2 separate regions of the Homo sapiens genome follow, and region 2 is linked to region 1. Evidence: chromatin contacts called from ENCODE Hi-C or POLR2A ChIA-PET data. All regions are on one chromosome and are shown on one strand. The core of a region is the stretch at or near the end of the contact, and the rest is flanking DNA. Distances in the headings are between cores, read along the strand shown. Region 1 holds the start of PIAS4 (protein inhibitor of activated STAT 4). Region 2 holds the start of SNAPC2 (small nuclear RNA activating complex polypeptide 2).

Region 1 (6,503 bases), core at 2,010-4,509:
ACATTTCAACAAATCTAAGGACCTTAACCGGCTTCATTGCAATTTGCTACACTTCATTCCATAAAATAGGATAACTGTTCCAATCAGTTGGGCAGAGGAGGTTGGCTCTACAGGAAGAGAGGGGTTGTAGAGAGCAAAATCAAAGAACAGGCTGGGCGGGGTGGCTCATGTCTGTAATCCCAGCACTTTGGGAGGATCCCCGAACTCGGAAGTTTGAGAGCAGCCTGGGCAACTTGGCAAAACCCCATCTCGACAAAAAATACAAGAATTAGCCAGGCGTGGTGGTGTGCACCTGTAGTCCCAGCTACTCAGGAGGCTGAGGTGGGAAGATCACCTGAGCCCGGGCGGTTGAGGCTGTAGTGAGCCATGACTGAGCCACTGCACAACAACCTGGGAGACAGAAACCTATCTCAAAACCAACAGCAACAACAACAACAAAAACCCAACAGCAAAGAATGTGTTAACTCATTAGTGTTACCATCAGGTTGTTTCAGGCTAGTTTTTTTTTTTTTTTTTTTTTTTGAGACGGAGTCTCCCTCTGTCGCCTAGGCTGGAGTGCAGTGGCGCGATCTCGGCTCACTGCAAGCTCCGACTTCCGTGTTCATGCCATTCTCCTGCCTCAGCCTCCCAAGTAGCTGGGACTAGAGGCGCCCGCCACCAAGCCCGGCTAATTTTTTGTATTTTTAGTAGAGACGGGGTTTCACCGTGTTAGCCAGGGTGGTCTCGATCTCCTGACCTCGTGATCCACCCGCCCTGGCCTCCCAAAGTGCTGGGATTACAGGCGTGAGCCACCACACCCGGCCAGGCTAGTTTTTTTGTGTAAGGATTAAAGAAATTAAGCAGAGGGAATTTTAGGACATTGGCCACTGAAGGCTGAAACTGGCCTGTTTGGAAAATTGGTTGGCCGGATCATCTAAGGTCAGTAGTTCTCGACTAGTCTGGCCAACATGGCGAAACCCCGTCTCTACTAAAAATACAAAAAAATTAGCCGGGTGTGGTGGCGGGCACCTGTAATTCCAGCTACTCAGGAGGCTGAGGCAGGAGAATCGCTTGAACCTGGAAGGCAGAGGTTGCAGTGAGCCGAGATTGCGCCATTGCATTCCAGCCTAGGCGACAAATGTGAGACTCCTCCTGGAAAGAAAGGGAGAGAGAGAGAGAGAGAGAGAGAGAAAGAAAGAGAGAAAATAAAATAAAAGAGAAAATGGGCTGATAGGGCTCCCTCCTGGTTTTCCCAAAGGTCAGATAACAACTTAGCTTCGTCATTGTGACTTAGAATCTGAGTGTGACTAGCTGCATTTTGTTTATTCCTGTGTCTTGGTGCCTAGCACAAGAGTTTAGTCTAAAACAACCGCCTCCTATAATTTTGTCGCCCAGGCTGGAGTGTAGTGGCATGATCAAAGCTCACTGCAGCCTCCAACTCCTGGGCTCAAGCGATCCTCCTGCCTCAGCCTCCTAAGTAGCTGGGACCACAGGCGCACACTCCTACGTCTGGCTCTTTACTTAAAATTTTGGTATTTCAGGCCGGGTGCGGTGGCTAACACCCATGATCCCAGCACTTTGCGAGGCCGAGGCCGGTGGATCACCTGAGGTCAGGAGTTCATAGACCAACCTGACCAACACAGTGAAACTCCATCTCTACTAAAAATACAAAAATCAGCTGAGCGTGGTGGTGCCCACCTGTAGTCCCAGCTACTCGGGAGGCTGAGGCAGGAGAATCACTTGAACCCGGGAGGCAGAGGATGCACTGAGCCGAAATTGCGCCACTGCACTCCAGCCTGGCGCCACTGCACTCCAGCCTGGTGACAAAGCAAGACTCCGTCTAAAAAAAAAAAAATTAGCTGGGTATGGTGGTGCATACCTGTAATCCCAGCTACTCGGGAGGCTGAGGCAGGGGAATCGCTTGAACCCAGGAGGCAGAGGTTGCAGTGAGTGGAGATCGCTCCATTGCACTCCAGCCTGGGCAACACAGCAAGGCTCTCAAAAAAAAAAAAAAAAAAGGCTGGGCATGATGGCTCATGCCTGTAATCCTAGTACTTTGGGAGGTTGAAGCGGGCAGATCACTTGAGGTCAGGGGTTGCAGAAAAGCCTGGCCAAAAAAAAAATTAGCTGGGCGTGGTGGCAGTCGCCTGTAATCCCACCTACTTGGGAGGCTGAGGCAGGAGAATCCCTTGAACCCGGGAGATGGAGGTTGCAGTGAGCTGAGATCGCGCCATTGCACTCCAGCCTGGGCAACAAGAGTAAAACTCCGTCTCGAAAATAAATAAATAAATAACAATTTGGTATTTCATCCATCATGGACTCTTTTGCACTGATTTTTTTATGTTTAAAGTGTTGGACTAGCCAGGTGTGGTGACTCGCGCCTGTAATCCCAGCACTGTGGGAGGCCCAGACAGAAGGATCATTTAAGCCCAGACATTCGAGACCACCCTGGATAACATAATGAGATCCTCGTCTCTACAAAAATAAAAATAAAAAATAAATTGCACTAAAATACTTGATTATTGAAGTTTGAAATCCACTTCTACGGGCACGAAGCCACTTAGCTCCAAAGCCAAGGAGCGCTTTGGAGAAGAGGTCCCAACTGGTGCAGATCCAAGGTTTCCCATGGGTGGGGAGGCAGGATGGGGGGGGCGCCTGCAAAGAGGTGAGGGCTGTACGATCTCCAAGGAATTTGGGAGCAGGGGTCCCGCTTTTCTCCGCCGGGCGCCCCCAGCCAGCTGGTTGCCGAGCCCACGCCCCATCTGCACACCAGGACCCGGATGTGCAGCGCGCGGGGTGTCTGGGCCCGTGGAGCCTGCACCGCGCTGCGCTGCAAGGCGCCTCACTGTACGCACTGGCGGCCGTTGCGGCGGAGCAACCATCCCCTGCCCGACGCCGCCGGGAGTCTGGAGACGCACCTGGCGGCCGCCGCGCGCAGGAAGCCACGGCACCTAGCTGCATTGTTGTCGCTGCCACCGCCCCCTCTCGCCTTCCCTCCCTAGAGGAAACCGAGCACCCGTCCCCACCTGCGCAGGGCTAGTACCACTTTAAGGAGTCAGGCGCCGCCGGGGTAGGCGTGGTCGCCGCGAGCGGGGGGGGGGGCGCTGGTGTAGGACGGACCTGATTGGCCGGAGGCCCGGGCGGTGGCCGCGCGCGCCTGCGCAGGAGGCAGCAGCGCGCACCGGCGGCGGGAGGAGCGCGCGCGGGTGCTAATTGGCCCGGGCGGCGGCCCCGCCCGCGAGTGGTGAGCGGTCACGTGACGCGACGGCTGGGGGCTCCCGGCGCGGGGGACGCTGGTGACCAAGATGGCGGCGGAGCTGGTGGAGGCCAAAGTGAGTGAGCGGTGGCGGCGCCGGCCGGGGCAAGTGGGCGAGAGGGCGGGGGCCGGGCCGCAGGTCGAGGTCTGCGCCTTCTGTCCGGGGCCCCACAGCGCGGCCGGCCCGCGGCTCGCCGTCCCGGCCCCCAGACCCCGACCCCCGGTCTCAGGGTGAGGGCGGGGGGCGGGGAGGCCGGGGGCGGGGCCCTCCTGCCTCACCCAGGTCTTCGCGCCGGGGGTCGCTCCCCCGGCTTCAGGCAGGGTCCCCCCACCCAGCCCGAGCCCTTAGGGTCCCGGTCCCTGAGCGCCAGGCCAGGGCCGCGCCTCCCGGTTGAGGCACCGTCCCGCCGGGATGCGGGACGTGTTGAGCTACTCGTTGCCCTCTTGGTTCCGAGCCGGGGTCCTTGCTTTTTGGCTGGTGTGTTGGGGGGAGTGTCTGCGCCTCCCCGCCCACAGGGCTCCCAGGACTGCTATCTGGGTCTCGTCCCCGCCCAACAGGCCAGGCTGGGGTTTGCGAGTCTCCTGCTCGGAAGGGTCCCCCGAGTCCTGGATAGTGTCCTGCCACCGTCCAGGTGGAGGAGTCAGGGCCCTGAGACCACCCCCAAGACACGGCACGTCCTCTTGGGGTCTGGAGTTCAGGCTCGGTCTTGAGCCCCTCTTCAGCTCCTGCATTGGTCCCAGAACCCCGCCCCCTTCCCGACACCGTCTCTCACACGCCGGAGTGGGCGCTTGGGGGAAGGCTGGGCCCTCCCTTTCCCTCCCCATAGGATGGAGTTCGGACCACTCTTCTTGGTCACAGACCTTCTTTATTCTCCTTTTTTTAATCTTAAATCCTGGACTGTGCTTTGGTCCTACCTCGTTCCTCTCGGGACAGAATCTGAGGCTACTGATTCTGCTTCAGGGGGCTCTAAACCTCACCTGTGCAGCATCAGATACTGTCCTCAAACCTTGGCTGCTTCTCCTATTTTCTGCTCTTGAGCGAGTCTACTTCTTAGGTCAGACACCCACCCTCCCCCTACACAGCCCCCAGAACTTTTATGCACCCCAACTTTGGTTTCTAAGGTCCCCTCTCTTTCTGCCTATTCTCTTTTGTTGATCTCTGGAGGGTCCCCACTGGGTCCAAGGCTGGCCTCTTTAGAACAACTGTTGCTGCTGCTCTATTATACTTTGGGTCCTGTCCAGGTCCCATGTCCCATAGATACCATCTCCTAGCTTGGAACCACTTTTAATCATCCTGGGATTGAGCTCAGAGTATCCCCATTCCAGGGGATGTACCTTCTTGTAGGTGCCTACCTAGAGCTGAGGGTCTAAAACCCTTAGAAGTGCCCGCAAGGCCACGGCTTCCGGGGAGGTTAGGGGACCTCTCCCTCCCCCATCCCCTTTCACATCTTCCCTCCCCACGGTCCTGACCTGTACGTATCTTCTTCTCGGTCCTCTCACATTACCCCCTGGGATCTGAAAACACAGCACTCAGGGCTCTGTGATTATAGCATATACCTCTCTTCGCCTCCCAACCCTACACCCCTGCGCACACTTCTGCTCCTCTCTAGAGTTTTGAAAAGTGGAGACTCGCCCTGGAGATGTGGAGGCCTGAACTCTGTAAACCCAAAGTGGCAGGCTCTGGGCTTGAAGTGTCCTGGAGTCCTGAAATGTAACCTCCCGTTTCGGGGCTTGGAGCTGTGACCCTGGACCCCAACCCCCACCCTGGCTGAGGGCAGGGTCTGCACTCTTTTGTACCATCCAGGCCTTGAAATATGATCTGATGAACTTTCCTTAACCCTCTGGTGGCTGGGCCCCCCCCCACCCCAATTAAATCAAGTTGACCCTTCTTTCAGGTTCTCTAAACCGTGAGCCTCCATTCAAGGGGGCCTGGACCCTGGGGAACCTTCTTTCTCCTTGAGTCTGTTGCTACCTCTCCAAGTACCTTAAATGTCATTGAAACATCCCCTTCTTTACAGGGGCCTTCCCCAGCCTGTCATATTCATGGCTGCAGATTCTGTCTTTTGGGGTGCATCACAGACTGCTCGGAGGGGCGAATGTTGGGGGTTTGTTGGTGAACTTTGAAATCTGAGACTCTCAGCTTGAGGCCTGCAGGCGGGTTTGGGGCAGGGGTGTCTGTGAGCTCCCTGAAATAGTCCACAGCGTTTCGCACAGATCTCCGCTTTCCTGGAGAGAGGCGCCTTCCTGAGCTACCCCCGGTGCTCTGAGGGGCCTATGCTGGAGGAAAGGTTCAGCGCAGCTGCTGTGTCTCGGCTGATGTCTCCCCATGCGACTTCCAGGCAAGCCTGGAGTTGAAACTCTGGAAGCTGCCGGGGCCTGGCACTGTTTATAAACACAGCTCTGACGGCAAGCAGGTCAGCTTGAAGCCAGGGCAGGAAGTGATCTTGGGGCATTTGGGGCTTCTTCCTGAATGCTTGTCCCCCCCGCACTCCCTCCAGTGTCAAGGGCAGGCTCCTCCGAGGTGGCAGCTGCTGGGAAATCTGAGTCGTGAACATATGGCCACCTAAGGGGTGTGCTCCGGGAAGCGGGAGCTGCGGCTCCACTGTCCAGCCTGGGTGGGGCAGGGGCTCCCGGGGTGCGAGGATGTCAGCAGGTTCCCCAGCCCACCTGCCTTCGGCCAGTCTGCCAGTGTGAAGTGTCCACATGACATCGTCTCTCCCTGCTAAGGCTTTGGGCCACTTCCAGAAGAAACATCTTGTCTGCAAGCCTTTTTGTTTTCTGCACAAGGTAGGAAGTCAGGCCAAGGGAGATGAGGCATTTTTGTTTTCAAAGCATCCCTGACTCTCAGGCCCAGCAGACCATGCAGGTCCCCATAGCCAGTGTGCTGGTGAGTGAGGGTCCCCCGGGCAGCAGACGGGAACACCCTTGGGAGGCCAGAGGCCGAGGGGCCGATGCCAGTCCCACGCATGTACTAGGGAGGCTCTGGGCCAGCCTCTTCCCTCTGTGAGCCTCGGTTTCCTCACCTACACGATGGGTGTCCTCATTGTGAAATTAGCGACACAGGCCTTGCTGGTGCCTGGTAGGGAGCAAGACGCTGGCATCCCGATTCTTTACAGTCACGGGGCCCCGCAGCCCTGATATGGGAAGAGGCTTCTCCCGAGGCTCTTTGGGCAGGGCTGGGCCGCCTGCACGTGTGTCCCTGTCATTTTGAGCCTGGACAGCCTCTCCGTCTCCAACAGGACCCTGGCCCGATACAGCTGGAAGAAAT
Region 2 (6,284 bases), core at 3,565-6,064, 3.9 Mb after region 1:
GAGAGGCTGAGGTGAGAGGATCGCTTGAAGCCAGGAGTTCCAGACCAGCCTGGGCAACATAGACCCCGTATGGCCGTGGTAGCGAGTGGCTGTGGTCATAGCTACTCGAGAGGCTGAAGCAGGAGGATGGCTGGAGCCCAGGAGGTGGAGGCTGCAGTGAGCTGTATTCGCACCACTGCACTCCAGCCTGGGCGACAGAGGGAGACCCTGTCTCAGAAAACAAGAAAAATGGATGTGCAGGCAATCTTTCGTATTTGGAGATTAGCCGTTTTACCAGGACCCCGCTCAGCACCTGAAGGCAGACATCAGCGTGTGTTTAGGGGCACGAAGAGGGGAGGGGTCCCATGGCTGCCTCAGCCTGGACAAGTGGAAGCGTCTCAGATCTTGGTGGCCTGGCTGGGCTTTGGCTGTGCCCAGGAGAGCCTCTTGGGAGGGTATCCTCTTCACTTCCCTTCCTCGTTGGTGACAGCACCTATCTCCCCTTAGAAAGGGGAGCCGCCTGTCCTGCTGCGTCCCCAAGAGCAGCCCTGGGGAAGGTGGGGGAGCTCTGACTTCACCCAGCCGGACCCCACCATCGGGTGCTCCTCACCGCTTCTCTTCCGCCCCAGGGAGGGCTTCGCCAGCTTCGGAGGCTTCTCTAGGGGCGCATGGCTCTGCAACCGGCTCAGTTGCTGGGCTGTGCGAGTCCCAGGGGTCGCCAGGGGGCACATCACCGTCAGGGGGGAAAGTGGCGCGGAGCCCATCATGGGTGAATCGGCCGCCGCAACCGCATCCCTTTTCCAAAGGCGGCGGCGGGGGCGAGGTGGTCGGGTCACTTTTCCCGGAGGCCTAAAGGGCAGCGCGCGTTTTCTCTCCTTTGGGCCGCCCTTCCCCGCCCCGCCAGCTCCCCCGTTCCCCGCGGCGCCCGGCCCCTGGCTGCGCAGACCCCTCTTCAGCCTGAAGCTGTCCGACACAGAGGACGTCTTTCCTCGCCGCGCGGGGCCGCTCGAGGTCCCGGCCGACAGCCGCGTGTTCGTGCAGGTGGGGACCCCGGGGACACCAGGGGCGGATGGGGGCCGGTGGGGACGGGCGATCCCTGATGGCGCCTCCGTCCCCCAGGCGGCCTTGGCCCGTCCCTCCCCGCGCTGGGGCCTGGCCCTGCACCGCTGCTCAGTGACGCCGTCCTCACGCCCGGCCCCGGGGCCCGCCCTGGCTCTGCTGCGTGAGGGCTGCCCCGCCGACACCTCTGTCGCCTTCCCGCCACCGCCGCCGCCGAGCCCGGGTGCCGCCCGCCCCGCGCGTTTCAGCTTCCGCCTGCGCCCGGTCTTCAACGCCTCGGTGCAGTTCCTGCACTGCCAGCTGAGCCGCTGCCGCCGCCTCCGGGGAGTCCGCCGGGCGCCTGCGCCTCTGACGCCGCCGCCGCCGCCGCCGCCATCGCGGGTGCGCGGGCGCAGAGCCTGGAATCCGGGCGCTGGGGCCCTTCGGGGGCTGGGCACGGGCGACTCTGGCAGTGGAAAGAGGATACTCTCGGGGTCTGAGGATCTGGGGGTTGGGGGAGGTGGGGCGCAAGGGTCCATCTCTGCCGACAGAGTTTCTCCGGGGACAGTGTGGACACTGGGTTCCCCCATGGACAGCTCTGGAATCCTTCAGGGCTGGGGGTTGGATGCAGAAGGCCACTAAGGGGACACATTTCTGGGAACCTGGTGCTGGGCCTCACATGCTAGGTGCTGGGAGACGCGGACCATGCGATCTTGTGGGGCTGGGATTTGGGGTCCTTAGGGGCTGGGCGGCTAGCCACTTGTATGCGTAGGGGCTGGGCTCAGGGCACCCTAAGGGGCCGGATTTCCAGGGGTCCCATCTTGGCTGTGGTGGAGAGCTGGACTCAGGTCTCTCTTGGGGGCCCTGGGGACCAGAGCCACGATCCCGGTGCCCTGATGTCCCCGTCTCTTCCCCACCTTCCTCTCCCCCAGTGTCTGCCTCAGGACGAGGCGTGCGCCGACACTGGCAGTGGCAGCGCCGAGGGCCTGGCTGCTGACGGCCCCCACCTGCACACGCTGACGCAGCCTATCGTGGTCACCGTGCCGCGGCCGCCCCCCAGTGAGCACGCAGTCCTCCTCCGCATGGGGCCGTGGGGCGGCAGAGCGGGTGGGAAGGACGCCTGGGAGCTGGACCCAGTCTCAGCGTGGCACTTCCCACAGGGCCGCCCAAGAGTGTCCCCGGCCGTGCAGTGCGCCCTGAGCCTCCCGCGCCGGCCCCCGCGGCCCTGGAACCCGCGCCGGTGGTGGCGCTGGTGTTGGCAGCCTTCGTGCTGGGCGCCGCGCTGGCCGCCGGGCTGGGTCTCGTCTGTGCGCACTCAGGTACCGACGACCTCCGCCAAGCCGGGCCCCCAGTCTAATCCCGCGCGTCGGGACCCGGGGCGGCCGCGATCCCGCCTGCGGGGCCTGATCAACCCTAGCTAGGCCTGCCTCCGCGATGCCCGCAGCAGCCCCCAGGGGCCGCCCTTAGCCTGGCGTGGCGCGCAGCAGCCCTTCTGCAGCTCGCCTCTCCCTTCCAGCGCCCCACGCCCCTGGCCCGCCCGCGAGAGCCTCGCCCAGCGGTCCCCAGCCCAGGAGGTCCCAGTGAGGAAGGTAGGTATGGAGGTGGAGGGAGCTGGGTGAGGTAGGAGATCTGACAGTGACGCTTCCTAGCGCTTAGTTCGTGCCAGGCACTGTGGTTTTTTTGTTTGTTTGTTTGTTTGTTTGTTTGTTTTTTGAGACGGAGTTTCGCTCTTGTTGCCCAGGCGGGAGTGCAATGGCGCGATCTCGGCTCACCGCAACCTCTGCCTCCCGGGTTCAAGCGATTCTCCTACCTCAGCCTCCTGAGTAGCTGGGATTACAGGCATGCGCCACCACACCCGGCTAATTTTGTATTTTTAGTAGAGACGGGGTTTCTCCATGTTGGTCAGGCTGGTCTCGCACACCCGACCTCAGGTGATCCTACCGCTTCGGTCTCCCAAAGTGCTGAGATTACAGGCGTGAGCCACTGCGCCCAGCCTCCAGGCACTGTTGTAAATGTTTTACGCCTATGAACTAACTTAATCCCCTTAACCTCTAGGCGGACACTATTATAATCCCCATTTTAGAGACGAGAATGATGAGGCATTCTCTGAATTAAGTAACTTGTCAAAAGTCACAATACTGGGTGGAGCTTGGATTCGAACTCAGGCAGTGGGTCACCCGCGGCAGGCGCGGGCTTTGGGTCGAGCCAGGGGCATTAGGTGAGGAGAGGCACTAGGCGAGGAGAACTCAGCATTCGGACCCGGCTCCCACTCTCACCCCGGCATGCAGACCGATGGAAGAGGCTAGTGGTCTGCTGGGAAGGGAGGTGGCCCGCGTAGCGTCCCCTCCCTCGCTGAGCCTCAGCCACCCCTCCCAGGGATGGTGCGCCCCCAACATGGTCCGGAGATACACCCAGCTACCAATTCGGGACCAGGACCAACAGGACCGGACCCGCCTCCCTGGACCTCGGACCTGATGAGGCCACGACCCCTGCGCTTCTCTCCTCCCCCTGTCCCTCCCACCTGTGCTCAAAATAAACCTCTGGACTGACCGGCTAAGTTCTGGTGCAGTCAGTGAGCGCGCAACGTGCGGGGTGGGGGATAGGTGGGGAGGCTTGGGGAGAAAGCTGGGAGCAGGACTTGGGGGGTATTCCTGAGAAATCGTGACTTACAGGGGTGGAGCCTGGGGACGGGGCCCATATGCCCATATACCCGTGTGCACTCCCAGGCCATGGGAGACTGTAGGGCGTTTTGTCTCAAACAGAAAGCGACACCCGGCCGGGCGCGGTGGCTCCCGCCTGTAATCCCAGCACATTGGGAGGCCGAGGTGGGTGGATCACTTGAGGTCAGGAGTTCCAGACCAGCGTGGCCGACATGGTGAAACCCCGTCCCTACTAAAAAAAGTAACAAAAAAAGAATTAGCAGGGCGTAGTGGCGCGTGCTTATAATCCCAGCTGCTGGGGAGGCTGAGGCAGGAGAATCGCTTGAACCCAGGAGGCAGAGGTTGCAGTGAGCCGAGATCGCGCCATTGCACTGCAGCCTGGGCAACAAGAGCAAAAATCTGTCTAAAAAAAAAAAAAAAGCGGCACCCAACCCCACAAGCGTAAGTTTAAAATAAACCTTCCCCCTCCCTCCTCTCCTTACCCGGACACCTGCCCATCTGCCTCCTGCGATCTTTCTCAAGCCAGGCCTTCTCCGCTCTCCATTACCCCCGCCCGGACCCTGCCCTAGCTCCGCTTCGACCTTCTGCCTCTGCTCCAGTTCCCTCCTGGTCTGGACTTCGCCCTCCTCTTAGATTGTCAGTCTAGTCTAGAGCTCCTTAAATCCCTCCTGCCCGAGCTCCACTCTACCTTACACAGACAAGAGTGGGACTATCAGCCCCAGTCTACAGAGGAGGAAACTGAGGCTCGGCAAGGCTAAATCACTTGCCCAAAGTCCCCAGGCCTGTCTGACCCCAGAGCCCAGGCTCTTGACCGACTGGATCTTCGGACTTGACCTTTCGGCCAGAACCCACCCCTCTGCGAGAAGCAAAGCACACAGTAGTAGCTTCATGAGTTAGTCCAGCAACAGAGGGAGGGCATGGGATCCAAGGTGTCGTCTCCACTTCATGAATGAGATAAAGTGCAGGCTGAGGGTCTCCTTCGCCCCGCCCCAGTTCCGGTGCCGATCTCCCCTTCACTTCCATTGGGGCGGTTCCCCGGGCCTCCAAACGCGAAGCCACGCCCCCACGCGCGTCCGCCTCCGCGCGGTTCTTTCTGACCTCGGCGGCCCCCGTAGCTCCGCCCATCGGAGAAGCGACCTTACAGCGCCTGCCTCTTTCTGAGCGGCATGAAGCCACCTCCCAGGCGGCGAGCGGCCCCGGCGCGCTATCTGGGCGAGGTGACCGGTCCCGCGACCTGGAGCGCTCGCGAGAAGCGGCAGCTAGTGCGACTCCTGCAGGCGCGGCAGGGCCAGCCGGAGCCGGACGCCACCGAGCTGGCCCGGGAGCTGCGGGGCCGGAGCGAGGCTGAGGTGAGATGCGGTTCTCGGGACCGGAGCCAGGCTGGAGGCGGGGCTGGGGTGGGGCGGAGAGTGGGCGGGGCTGCGGCAGGAGCCAGCGGGGCGGGGCCAGGAATGTAAGCGAGCGGGGGCGTGGCGTGGGGCTGAGTGGCGGGGCGTTAGTGGGTGAGCCTGGGCGGGGTGAGGGGCGGGGCGTGGACGGGAAGAGAAGACCTAGGGGCGGGGCGAGCTTGGGAGCTAGACGTGGGCGGGGCATAAGTGAAGCGGAGGGGCGGGGCGATGCCGGGGGCGGGGCGTGCGTGCCGCTGAGGTTTGGAGAGTGGGTGGGTGAGTTTGAGGGGCAGGACGAGCCTGGGGGCGGGGCGTGGGCGGGTTAATAGCAAGACTTAAGGGCGGGGCCGTTTTGGGAGTAAGGCGTGGGAGGGGCGTGGGCGGGATGAGGGCAAGCTTTAAAGGCGGGGCGAGCCTCGGGGTAATGCGTGGGTGAGGCGAGGGCTAAACGGGCGGAATGAACTGGGAGTAAGATGCTGCCGAGTCCGGGCGAAAAGCAACGCATGCTGTTGGACAGGATACGAGCTTGAAGTGAGAGGGAATAGAGAAGAGGGGACGAAGAAGGGAGTTGAACGGGGTAGTAGTCAGCATAGGGTTGGGCCCTGGCTGCGTGAAGGAGCCGGAACTGGCCTGGGCCTTACAACTTCCTTAGGTAGCTGGTCACGCTCTGGGTGGGGTAGGGGCCTTGGCAGTCACTGGGACTCCTAACACCGGGCCAGCAGGAGACTAAGGCGCAGTAGCGGGGCCCAGAGCATACAAGGGATTGGGCTTTGGCTTCTCTGCTGCAGCCCTGAGCTCATAGAAGCCTCATTCCGCCGCCTCTTTCCTTTCTAGATCCGGGTCTTCCTCCAGCAGCTCAAGGGCCGCGTAGCCCGGGAGGCCATTCAGAAAGTGCATCCGGGTGGCCTTCAGGGACCAAGGCGCCGGGAGGCACAGCCCCCAGCCCCCATAGAGGTGAGGCAGATGAACAGGGTGAGGCTGTCCAGGGCAGGTCCCTGGTGGGTAGGTGGGAGTTGCGGGGGATAACCTGATTAGGGGATCCCCAGGAGGAGCAGGGCTTGGGGGGCCATTGCAGGCTGATCCCTGGGCTGACCCTGTACCTCTGGCTTCACTCAGGTCTGGACGGATCTGGCTGAGAAGATAACAGGGCCACTGGAAGAAGCCCTGGCAGTGGCTTTCTCGCAGGTACCGCCATTCCCCCAGGCAGGTCAGGGTGTCC

What was found. Hi-C counts contacts between places; a loop is a spot of excess contacts on that map. ChIA-PET counts read pairs that join two places held with the same protein, here RNA polymerase II (POLR2A). Pooled maps may share reads with other maps.
Region 2: a loop to region 1 is called in a pooled map, with 9 times the contacts of the local background. The contact joins the promoter of SNAPC2 here to the promoter of PIAS4 in region 1. A Hi-C loop is called at or near these places in 1 of 50 pooled maps. POLR2A ChIA-PET finds 5 or more read pairs at or near these places in 2 of 52 experiments (HCT116 and RWPE1).

What each region holds. Positions count from the first base shown.
Region 1 is chr19:4,004,477-4,010,979 of GRCh38, forward strand. PIAS4 (protein inhibitor of activated STAT 4) reads left to right here and starts at 3,260. Exons shown (of 11, transcript NM_015897.4): 1 at 3,260-3,311. The coding sequence starts at 3,285. RefSeq lists enhancers at 2,286-3,177, 2,694-2,823, 3,178-4,068 and silencers at 3,024-3,323, 3,354-3,413.
Region 2 is chr19:7,915,524-7,921,807 of GRCh38, forward strand. It overlaps SNAPC2 (small nuclear RNA activating complex polypeptide 2), which reads left to right and starts at 4,815. Exons shown (of 5, transcript NM_003083.4): 1 at 4,815-5,026; 2 at 5,900-6,019; 3 at 6,182-6,250. The coding sequence starts at 4,844. TGFBR3L (transforming growth factor beta receptor 3 like) reads left to right here. Exons shown (of 7, transcript NM_001419781.1): 2 at 884-1,020; 3 at 1,099-1,419; 4 at 1,950-2,076; 5 at 2,178-2,336; 6 at 2,534-2,606; 7 at 3,394-3,574. The coding sequence ends at 2,601. RefSeq lists enhancers at 294-794, 1,415-2,291, 2,292-3,167, 3,843-4,342, 6,043-6,284 and silencers at 1,209-1,258, 2,163-2,262, 2,323-2,412, 4,865-5,094, 5,175-5,374 and 1 more.